Regions from separate parts of the Homo sapiens genome. Here regions 1, 2 and 4 are each linked to region 3. Evidence: chromatin contacts called from ENCODE Hi-C or POLR2A ChIA-PET data. All regions are on one chromosome and are shown on one strand. Each heading gives the region's core, a stretch centred on a gene start or an enhancer-like site at or near the end of the contact. The rest is flanking DNA. Distances are from core to core; before and after follow the strand shown.

Region 1 (2,753 bases), core at 232-2,731, 41 kb after region 3:
ATGAATAAAGCTTGTTCTTTGCTCCTAAGCTGCTCACATGCAAATGCGATAGGCCAGAAGTTCTCAGCTCTGGGTACATATTAGGATCCTGCGGAGCTGTAAAATGCAGGTGCTGATACCTACTCCCAATGTTTCTAATTTAATTAGTCTGGAGTGAGGTGTGGGCATCAGTATTTTTTTAAAACGCCCTGGCCAGGCATGGTGGCTCATGCCTGTAATCCCAACACCTTGGGAGACTGAGGTGGGTGGATCACTTGAGGCCAGGAGTTTGAGATCAGCCTGGGCAACATGGTGAAACCCCATCTCTACTAAAAATACAAAAATTAATTGAGTGTGGTGGTACAGACCTGTAGTCCCAGCTACTAGGGAGGCTGAGGTGGGATGATTGCCTGAGCCCGGGAAATTGAGGTTTCAGTGAGCTGTGATCATGCCACTGCACTCCAGCCTGGGCAACAGAATAAGACTCTCTCTCAAAAAAATAAAAAAAATAATTTTAAAAAACTCCCTGACTAATTCTAATGTGCAACCAGAGTTGAAAGCCACTGATTAAGATAGATATAGAAACAGATAACTTCAACATCTGTTTAAGATACTGTGTTGAGAATGGAAGCTGAAACAGAGGCAGATACATTATATTAGAATGTATTGTTCAGCTAGGTGGACATTTTACAAACATGACCTCTAATCTTCAATGTAATTCTCTCTGCTCAAAATCCTTATGATAGGCTAGGCTCAGTGGCTTACACCTGTAATCCTAGCACTTTGGGCAGTTAAGGTGGCAGGTGAGGGGAATCACTTGAAGTCAGGAGTTCAAAACCAGCCTGGCCAACACATCAAGGCCCCATTTCTACAAATAAATTTTTTTTTTAAGTTAGCCTGGTGCGGTTACACGCACCCATAGTCCCAGCTACTTAGAAGGCTGAGGCAGGAGGATTGGTTGATCCCGGGAGGCTGAGGCTGCAGTGAACTATGATGGCACCATGGCACTCCAGCGTGGGCAATGGAGCAAGATCCTGTCTCAAAAAGAAGAAAAAAATTCCTTATCCTCATTTTATAGATGAAAAAACCAATGCCCAGGGAGCTTATGTCATTTGCCTAAAGTTACACAGCTAGCAAGTGTTAGAGCCAAATTCAGACTTAGGACTGTCTGGCTCCAAACCCACAGACCAACCAAATAGTTGCTCTTTTTCCAAAGTAGACTGCACTCATACACTATTTTCCTAAAGAACATAAATGAAAGTTGTGCAAAGGTTGGTCTGCTGCATTTGTTTCATTCTTGATTACATTCTCTGTTCCTTAGTTGTGTCTCCTGACATTTCCTTTGCTCCTTCTCCAACATTCAAGCTCACATTCTTAGAGTTATGGGGGAGAAGAACATAGTGGCGAGGTATCTTAAGTTCAATTCTAGAGCAATTAGCTCATCATCTTGGCTCTTCATGCTATTACGCTATTTCCCCCGGAGCCGGGTATAATCGAAGTTCCTCCTACTTGTTGTGTAACTGACCTGCTAAGTCGAGCTGTGAGCCAAGTCTGTCTGGATCACGTAAGCTTGCAGAGAGAACTGAGCCAAGTACTTCCAAAACAAACCTCGTTAAACAAAAGCGGAGTGTGGTCGAGCCGGACACACAGGGTGGAGGGTTCAGAAGACCGTCTGCCAGTCTCGAAAGCAATGTGGGGTCTGTGACATTAAACGTCCAAGGGCAGTTGAGCTGGAGGGATGGATTCACCTTTACAGATGAATCTGGAAACCAGTGAGAATGATTCTGCATGATTAGGAATAATAACCTGGAAAATCATTGCCAAATTACTTCCTTTTAGTGAAATATCTTCGATTTTTCTGAAACCCTTAGTCAATCAAGACCCCAGCTCGTGCCTGTTCATCACGCTTAAAGAAAAATAAAAATGAGTCTGGCAGTAGTGACTAGAACTTCAGATGGTTAGGTCTCATTTAGTTTTGCAGGAGTGTGGAAAATTGAGTCAGAAATCTTAGTCTCTATTCATTTCCATCCTTCCCTTAACACAGTGAAAATCTTGGGCAAGCCCTTTACATTTTTTGTTTCTTAATTCTATCCTGTTTTATAAAGGAAAGCATCACATAAATTGCCTTCCTTGTACCTCCTAATAGGTCCCTAGAGATTATGATGAAAACTAGAAAGGTGCTCATATCTTGAGTTCTTCAAGAGAGAGGAACCAAGAGGCTCTATTGTGAATATCAAAACAGAATTTAATTTGCTTTCTCTCTACGTTCACCCTTTTTCTGAGAAGCCTGTTGGTGTATCTGAAGCCACATGTCTGACATGCACCACTGTGTCACAGCACTTAGCACAGTGCCTGTCAACAGGGAGGCACTCAGTAACTATCTGTGACTTCTGTGCCTGTTATTATCTGTCCTCATCTCACCCCCCAACTCTCCATCTCCCTATGCCACAACCAAACTGCTATTTCATAGATGGTAGGAAGAGCTTCAAGCTCCACTGGTTGAGGAGAAAAAAAAAATTGATTTAAGTCACAGAGCAGACACCAGAATAGAGAGATGCTGTGTGTGGATAAGACAGGAGCATCTGCATGTTGATACCCAGCTGCTCAACAGGCTGGTCTCCAACTGAGAGTTGGGCCAACGATGAGTGTCAGTAAATTGCCTCTGCACCTCTAGAGCCTGAAATTCCTGCTTTCCAAAAGTCAACAGGAGGGTAATTTGGTAGGCATCCAGACTCATCCTTTCCACAAAGTCTCTCTGCACCTCCCACCAGGGA
Region 2 (2,700 bases), core at 84-2,583, 54 kb before region 3:
GACAAACCACAGCCCAAAGCCTAAAGCTTCTTTGATTTTTTTTTCTCTCAGAAGAACATTTAATGGGAGCAAAAACTTTCTTATCAGTGGCATATATAGTTCAAATGAAAGTCAACCTTTTATATAGACATAGCCACTTGTCCACACACCAGGTGACCATGGCAGAGGTGATCTTTGTTAGAACACTAACAACAGGCCAGAGGTGTTGAGAGGCAAGAGGCCCATGAAAGTCTGCACGGCCAACAGTGAGACCGAACTTGCCAGTTGCTTTTAAAAATCCCTAACTTCATCTACTATAGGACAGTGAGAAAAGGAGAGAACAATAACTTTTCTGGCTTATAGCAACTAGGAGTACAGAATCTGATATCTTTTTTTTTTTTCTTTTTTGAGATGGAGTCTTGCTCTGTTGCCCAGGCTGGAGTGCAGTGTTGGCACAATCTCGGCTCACTGCATCCTCCACCTCCTGGGTTCAAGCAATTCTCCTGCCTGAGCCTCTCCAGTAGTTGGGATTACAGGCACACGCCACCACAGCCAGCTAATTTTTGTATTTTTAGTAGAGACGGGGTTTCACCATGTTGGCCAGGCTGGTCTTGAACTCCCAACCTCAAGTGATCCTCTTGCCTTGGCCTCCCAAAGTGCTGGGATTACAGGCATGAGCCACTGCGTGCAGCCCGGAATCTGAAATCTTCATGTGCATTTTATTTCTGTGCTTAGACTTGCTGTGTTCTTTCAAATCTGACGTCTTCCATTAGTGTATGGGAAACCTGGGTTTAGTACTTTAAATGTGATGTGCAGCTTTGCCACAATAAGTGTATGCAGGTGCAAGGAACATAAGGATTCCTCAGCATAGGATCGCTGGGCACTTCCTCATGTCCTCCTCCCACTGCAGACAAAGAGCCCTCAGCAGGCCGCCTGCAGGGTAATTGCAGGTACCTGCCTGAGGTTTCTTTCCAGCAAGCAAAACTTCAGATACACAATTACGTGATTAATGAAAGTCTCTCCAGCTGTGGTTACCGAAGCTAGGGAAGGCCTTTATTTCTTGCTTTTTTTTTTTTTCTTTACCATTATTCATCTGGGTTTAACTTGAAAATGTATCCTGGTGAAATACTGTGAAGTGCAAAGGTTTGCTTCACATGTGTGGATCGTGTTCCCCCGAGCCCCCTTCCTTGTAGAGAAACAGTCCCTCCGCTGTTGCTGTTTGCTTGAAAAACTCAACCTCTTCAGCCTGTCTGGGCTCTTCCTGCATATTCCGCTATTTATTTTTGGCTTCCCCTGAAATGACGTCAGTGAGGAAACTTGTGAGCAGAGGAGCTATGGATTCCATCACAGGCATTTGGTGGATTGCAGTGTTGCTGGCTTCAGGCTCGCATGCATTCTTCAACAGCCAACATCTGCTTTGCTCTTTGCAAAGTGCTGAACACAAGAGTGCTGCGTGACTTGTGTCGGAGAAAAGAAACAGGCATTTCCGACGTGCGGTGACCGGCACTCCTATAGCGCACCTCAGTCTCCCTCATCAAGACCACCTGGGAATAAAGTTTGCTCCCAGAATGTGTCTTCTTGGTCTGGAGCAGTTTCTTCAAGTGTGGCTCTCGTTTATCCTCCATCTCAGTCCTGAAAATAAGTAGCCACTGAAGGGAGGTAGAGAGCCTGGAGATTGGAGGGGGCTGGAGACCCCAAGAGATGTAAAGGATATTGTGAATTCATTTGTCTACAAGCTCTGCAGAATTATTGCTCTGAGCAGCTGACCCTTTCCATGTGAAACAGCTGCACCCAGTCCCAAAACCATGAATGGCCACCTTCCAAGGCCTGGCTCCCCCGTTCCTGCTGTGCTTGACACTGGTAGCGTCCCTCCTACCGAGGCAGCTAAAGAAAGACAGTTTCTTTTGGCACTCTATCCATCTGGAGTATTCTGAAGCTTTCATTTCATTAGAGGAAACTTCTCCTCAAAACCTCTCAGTCTCTGACCTAGTGGCAAGGAGGCCTCATGCCCTCTCACCTTGGCCCCATTTCAAAGCACATTCCCAGAATGGAGAGCTGGGAACAAGGGCACAGAAAGGGGTGGAGAGGAGGTGAAGCAAAGGCCTGCTTTGGTCCTGGTGTCCTTCATGTTGGTATGCAAGGCAGTCCGTCTCTGTGGTGGGGAAAAAAAATGAAGAGGTCAGGTTTTAGAAGGAATTTGCCAGAGATGATTGGTAAGAGCAATAAATATTTCCCCTGCCAGACCCTTGTCTTTTTTTCAGAGAAGTCAAGATTTCTCAGGAGGACCATGTAAAGCAAAGAACAAAGATTTTTTTCTTAAATAAGAATTCTGAAAAGTTTAAAACAATGTTTCCCTAGCAGAGGTGGTTTGAGATGCAGATGTTGGCTTCTTGTGGCAGACTTTTCCTCATTTTATCTGTCCTACCCCTCTGGGGGTAGGGGTGATTCTTTTCATCCCGAATTAGAATTTCCAACACTGCACACTTAACTAGCCTGGCAGCCAACGTGGAAAACTCCCCAAGGCCTTTGAAGCAGCTCCTCTGCTCCATGGCTTACTCACAGCAGGCTGCGTGTTGGCTCCTGGGAGAAGGAACCAGAATCTGGAGGCTCACTTGGCATCACCTCTCCTTTGCAATGAAAAAACCAGAGACCAGACAATGAGGATGAAGCAGAGGGGGAGAGTCCAGAGGACAGTGCTCTCCTTTTCAGTATTGACAAAAT
Region 3 (2,700 bases), core at 130-2,629:
TTTCATGCCCAAGGCAATCTGATTTGCAGTTCAACAAACAAAAAAATGGAATGAATTCCTCACACTTAGGAACAATCTTCCACTCATACAGTGAGGCCACGGAGACCCCAGAATAAGCAAGAGATGGCCCTGTCCTCGGGGAAGAGTATAATCAGAACCAGCTGCTCTGGACAAGACTTAGATTTGAACACTTGATTCTACATTGGCTAGTTTTCTTGATAGTTGATGTGAGCTGATTCTATCCCACAAAGGGTAGAAAGTGAGCCTTCTTCCAACACTCCACGCCCCATGCAAGAAAATGGTAGGCAAGCAAATAGTTCCAGATTACATGATTGAGGAGTCTAGGATTGCATGTTTGACTTTTTCCCCACATTCACTCACACACACACACGTGCACACACACACACATATGTGTGTGTGCACGCAGCCCACCAGTGATTTGAATTTCTAGGATATTGGAAGGGGGGTGCCATTTAAACATGAAATCTCATCTCTACTACTTTCTTGAAAAAGGGTATGTATAGCAAAACTCTGGTTAAAAGAGGAGAGTTTGGAGTCTGACTTCTTGGTTTAAGTCCCAGCTCTGGCAACAGCTAGGTGACCTTAACAGACCACTAATGTCTCATTGCCTCAACTTTCTCAACAACAACAACAAAAAGCAGGCCTTGGGGATGATTTAAAAAACAAGCAGTATACAATGCCTTTCTCCCAACAGGGTCAAGTTATTGTAAGGATCAAGTAAGTTAGTATTTGTGGAGCACTCCGAACAATTCCTAGCATATGGTAATCATGAAATAAGTGTTAGCTGTTCTTATTATTACTAATTCAGTGACCTTGGACAGACTGCTTACATTTCCTGAGCCTTGGTTTCCTCATCTGTAAGAGGAGAGCAATGCTCACCTCCATAAACTGGCTCTGAGAATTAAGTGTGAAAATATTGAGAAAGCTTTTCTAGAAAAGCTTCCCTTATCTTTGACCCAATGCCTGGACTTACGCTCCCCAAACAATACAACTACAACTTTCTCCTCTCCCTACTTCTTTAGCCATTTTGCAAGTCTATCATTCATGCTACTGTTGTAAGCTGGTTGTTTTTATTCCATAGAAAATGTTGGCCTCTGACAAATTCATCTTTAGAAAATTATAACCTAAATGACACTAGACAATTGCATAAGCCAAAGACTGTTCAAGTTCCCCAAGCCCACAGGCAGCTTTTCCACAGCCCATCCCTGCCCATTTTGGCAAACTGTGAACAGCAGAGAGAGGAATTGGCCTTCCCCAGGAAAATTTGGGGCCCCAGGCACATCATACCATGTAAAATCTGGTTAAGATAAATATCAAGAGCAGCCTTGAAAGCAAAAAGAAGTCACAGCAGGTCAGACAGCAGCCAGAGGGAGTTTGGGAAGGGGAGGAGGGCCTGAGTCACCAGCTCTGCCTGAGATGATCACTAGAATCGAGTTTCCAGGGAAAGGCAGGCTTCCTGAGCTGTGGATGCTAAGCCTGCCTGGTAGCTGCAGACCTAAGCCATGGGCTGGGCTAGGCTTTGAAGGCCCAGGACCCCCGATATGGGGCCCAGACTTGTTTCACTGGTTGCTTGTTCCCTAGAGATGCTGCTAAAGAGGCCACCAAGGGGAAAGTTACTTAACTAATTCAGGAAGGTGTGGTGGCCTCCAAGGGAGACGCTGAGGGCCTGCTTGGGGTGGGCTTGATAATAATGGAGAGTGGAGGCCAGGTGTGGTGGCTCATGCCTGTAATCCCAGCACTTTGGGAGACCAAGGCAGGCAGGCGATCCTTCTCTGTAAGGATCACCTGGGGTCAGGAGTGCAAGACCACCTGATTAACATGGTGAAACCCAGTCTCTACCAAAAATACAAAAATTAGCTGAGTGTGGTAGCACACACCTGTAGTCCCAGCTACTCAGAGGCTGAGGCAGGAGAATTGCTTGAACCTGGGAAGCAGAGGTTGCAGTAAGCCAAGATCACACCACTGCACTCCAGCCTGGGTGACAAAGCATGATTCTGTCTAAAAAAATTAAAAATTAAAACAAAAAAAAATGGGGACTGGAGTCAGACTCCAAGGGGGAGAGTTTGAAGGCACTGCAATCGGCTCTTCTACCAGAGGGACTGAATTGTTCTAGAGGCCACATAGACTTTCTAGAGCTACAATGTTTCTAGCAAAGTCAGAGGTTTTTTGCAAGCTCCTCCTCTGTCCTCTACATGACTCCGCAGGACTTCTCTGTAGGACTAGGCTGAGAAGGCAAGTTCTCAGGTCCATATGGTGGAGGGAGACAGAGGCTACAATGCCACTGGTGGAACCCGGCGCTCTACAGCATAGATGGGGTAGAGAGAAGCATGTAGAGCCTTGAAAGGAGATATCAAGGCATTCAGGAAAGGAAAAAAGAGCAAGAATGCATTGAGTCATACCACTCTGAAATGTTTTGATGAGTCAAGCATCCTCTCATGATGTTATTAATGTCAAAGAAACAATTCCTTGGGTTTATATTGAGGTTGCACAAGTTAGCTCACAACCAATTCCTGACCACTGTGCTAAGAGCTGGGTGAAGATCAGTGAGTGTCACAAACAATATTATATTACTCTCAAGAGCTTCCTCCATAAGGCAACAAGAAGGATAATATTAAGCAATAGAGGAAGAGCTGACCTGCCTTTCTGTCCAATATTGGTTTAAGATGCCCACAATTTTTT
Region 4 (2,818 bases), core at 55-2,554, 34 kb before region 3:
CACCAGGACCGAAACATAGAAAAGAGGCTGCTGTGCAGGCCGACTGCCTCCCTGTGTTATTCAGAATGGTGAAAACTATATTGAGTTACAAAACGCAAAATGTGCATGTATGCTGTGAAACTGCAAATGTCTTCTCTCACGTTTGGAGGACGGTGGAGGAACCAGCTAAGCACCTGCCCCTCCAGACCTTTCTTTTTTTTTTTTTTAATTGACAAGTAAAAACTGCATGTATTTATAATGCATAACATGATGTTTATATATATATGTGTGTGTGTGTATATATATATATATATACACACACACACATATACATACGTACACACGTTTTGGAACAACTAAATCCAGCTATTTAACATATGCATTAGCTCACATACTTATCTTTTTTTGTGGCCAGAACACTTAAACACTACTCTCGTCACAATTTTCAAGTACACAATAAATTGTTATTAACTCTAGTCATCATGAGGTACAATAGATTTCTTGAACTTATTCCTCCCATCTCACACAAGTTTCATGTCCTTTCCACCCCACTGATGTTTGATTTCATGGCTTCACAAAGATGCCAATGCACAGGCCAAACTGATGCTTTTCCACATTTTCCAGCACATAGGCCATCAGTGTGGCAAAGGGGTTGGTCCTGCTTGATCTCACTCTTCTGCCCTGGGCACTAAGGTGGACCCTGTGCCTCTGAGCCCCTGGTGTCTGCTTGAGCTGTGCAGATATGTTTCCTGGGCAGAGCCAAGGAATGGTGACTGCCCCCATCAGAGTTCATCCTGACCTCCCCTTGTCTCCCACAGCCCCACCCACCTTCTCCCTCCTCCTTCAGGCGAAAACTCACTAAGCATAGCTGCCACACGGTTCCTCCATACTCCAGTCCCCCAGACAGACCCAGACGTGTTAAGAATTCCTGCTGTAAGTCTGCTGGAATTTAAATTCCTTAAGAGAAAGGAGGACTTTGGCTATCTCCCAGCCTCTGTTATCTCCTGCACTTAGCAACATGCCTGATATTTAATTGGTGCTCAGTAAATATTTGTTGAATGGATAAATAAAGCTCTGTGCTTCCATTATGGGCAAACAAGGAAGTTTTTTTTTTTTTTTAAGTGTTCTCATATACAACATAAATTTAAATATATTTATATTAATTTAGACAACAGCATACAACCACCACCACCACTCACACATGCACATACAGGATCCATATGACAAACAACACACGAAAATAGAAGTCACACCTTTTTAAAGGGACCTTTTTGAATAGAGTTGTGGTTCCCACATAGTTTTCCTCTGATTCACCACCATAACCTTCCTCTCTGTAACCATCATCATTTTTCAAGAGCTAGGTGCAAACCAGGAAATGGTTTGACAAGTCCTTGGTAGATTTGGTGTTGGGTAACTGCATTGCTACTTCAGCACACTGTGCAGGAGGAAGTTTAACAAACAATCTGGCTCTCTGGATGTGGTGTTGGCATCCTGGTTTAAAAGTGATTTGGAAGCTGAGCTCAGCCATTTGCTCAGCACCTCCAAGAGAATGCTGGGGACTGGTTTGCTCATGACGCTGCCTTCTTTCTTATTGTTTCACAATGCAGGATCTGTGTCTCCAGCTGCCCCCCTGGCCACTACCACGCCGACAAGAAGCGCTGCAGGAAGTGTGCCCCCAACTGTGAGTCCTGCTTTGGGAGCCATGGTGACCAATGCATGTCCTGCAAATATGGATACTTTCTGAATGAAGAAACCAACAGCTGTGTTACTCACTGCCCTGATGGGTCATATCAGGATACCAGTAAGCTCACTTCAAATACTTGGGTTTTAGAGAAGAAATGTGGTGTTTTCATTTGAGTGACCTCAGGAGGGATAGCCTCTTTGTGAAATCTGGAATTGTGCTTCATATCAAACAGGATCTAGTTCATTCATTTTAAGAGAACCCTTTAGAAGCTTCATGTAAAAATGCTTATAACTTTGTCAGAGTATCCTCAAGACCACCCCCAGATTCAGTGATTTGCTGGGAGTATTCACAAGGCCTGGGGTATAGTCGTGCTCATGAACTCACAGATAGGAGATATTACAGCAACAAATCATCAAAGGGAAAAGGCATATGGAACAAGGTTCAGCCACACAGGGCATATTCACTTCCCCGTGCAACAATGCGTGACGACGTGCATGAAATGTTGTCTACCAGGGAACCTCATTAGAGACTCAGGGCCCAGGGTTGTCACTGGGGGCTGGTCAGACCTGACACATACCAAAATTCCAGAGTCTTCAAAGGAAAATAGGTGTTCACCATAAACCATATTGTTTATACAAACAGTTTAGACAAAGTGAGCCACTCTTTTCAGGGTAGTGGGAACCCTCCCAAAATTCAAGTTCCCAGATGTGCCAGCCATGGGCCAACCTTACAAGCAGATTTGCTAAGGACAACATTCAGGCTGCTCTTTTCTGCATACTGACCAAATAGACACCAGGCCTGTATGATATCAAAATATACTTTTTAAAAAGTTCAAAAAATATGACTGTCTTTTAAGAGTAGAATGAACATTTGTCAATGACTTATTTAACCCACTAATGAGGGAACTTGCAAGGTGACAAATAGGGCTAAAAGATGATCAGGTACTGTAGTCCACCAGGAAAGGCAAAATGGAAATCCTTTTGCTAAGTTGGAGACAAAATTGAATAATTTAATAATTTTCTACATGGCAATACAAGTAGAATTTGGGGGAGTGTTTTTTTTTTCTAATGAATAGGAGTAATTTGCAACTTTACCAAACAAAAATGTGTACCTTAACACAGAGTTTGGGCCCTAATCAGCCATCATTAGCAAACA

What was found. A loop is a pair of places that touch in the nucleus more often than their neighbours do. ChIA-PET counts read pairs that join two places held with the same protein, here RNA polymerase II (POLR2A). Pooled maps may share reads with other maps.
Region 1: a map of IMR-90 shows a loop between it and region 3 (2.9-fold over the local background). The contact joins two enhancer-like sites. A Hi-C loop is called at or near these places in 4 of 168 maps with a recorded cell type or tissue (GM23248, IMR-90, dorsolateral prefrontal cortex and 1 more) and 2 of 50 pooled maps. POLR2A ChIA-PET finds 5 or more read pairs at or near these places in 3 of 52 experiments (AG04450, IMR-90 and RWPE1).
Region 2: POLR2A ChIA-PET joins it to region 3 with 30 read pairs in activated naive CD4-positive, alpha-beta T cell. The contact joins two enhancer-like sites. A Hi-C loop is called at or near these places in 1 of 168 maps with a recorded cell type or tissue (CD8-positive, alpha-beta T cell). POLR2A ChIA-PET finds 5 or more read pairs at or near these places in 4 of 52 experiments (AG04450, IMR-90, activated CD4-positive, alpha-beta T cell and 1 more).
Region 4: a loop to region 3 is called in a map of PC-9, with 7 times the contacts of the local background. The contact joins two enhancer-like sites. A Hi-C loop is called at or near these places in 3 of 168 maps with a recorded cell type or tissue (IMR-90, PC-9 and mammary epithelial cell) and 2 of 50 pooled maps. POLR2A ChIA-PET finds 5 or more read pairs at or near these places in 4 of 52 experiments (AG04450, PC-9, activated CD4-positive, alpha-beta T cell and 1 more).

The regions. Positions count from the first base shown.
Region 1 is chr9:76,254,815-76,257,567 of GRCh38, forward strand. All of the region lies in intron 24 of PCSK5 (proprotein convertase subtilisin/kexin type 5), which reads left to right. Among named protein-coding and RNA genes, the nearest start is that of RFK, 140 kb to the right of the region's middle. Within about 2 kb of position 1,482, at least 8 of the 41 ENCODE cell types and tissues checked have a DNase peak (open chromatin) inside an H3K27ac peak, as active enhancers do.
Region 2 is chr9:76,160,402-76,163,101 of GRCh38, forward strand. All of the region lies in intron 12 of PCSK5 (proprotein convertase subtilisin/kexin type 5), which reads left to right. Among named protein-coding and RNA genes, the nearest start is that of RFK, 230 kb to the right of the region's middle. Within about 2 kb of position 1,334, at least 6 of the 41 ENCODE cell types and tissues checked have a DNase peak (open chromatin) inside an H3K27ac peak, as active enhancers do.
Region 3 is chr9:76,213,917-76,216,616 of GRCh38, forward strand. All of the region lies in intron 20 of PCSK5 (proprotein convertase subtilisin/kexin type 5), which reads left to right. Among named protein-coding and RNA genes, the nearest start is that of RFK, 180 kb to the right of the region's middle. Within about 2 kb of position 1,380, at least 2 of the 41 ENCODE cell types and tissues checked have a DNase peak (open chromatin) inside an H3K27ac peak, as active enhancers do; they include IMR-90 and PC-9, where a contact is called at or near this core.
Region 4 is chr9:76,179,812-76,182,629 of GRCh38, forward strand. PCSK5 (proprotein convertase subtilisin/kexin type 5) reads left to right here. Exons shown (of 38, transcript NM_001372043.1): 16 at 1,587-1,780. Among named protein-coding and RNA genes, the nearest start is that of RFK, 210 kb to the right of the region's middle. Within about 2 kb of position 1,305, at least 2 of the 41 ENCODE cell types and tissues checked have a DNase peak (open chromatin) inside an H3K27ac peak, as active enhancers do; they include IMR-90 and PC-9, where a contact is called at or near this core.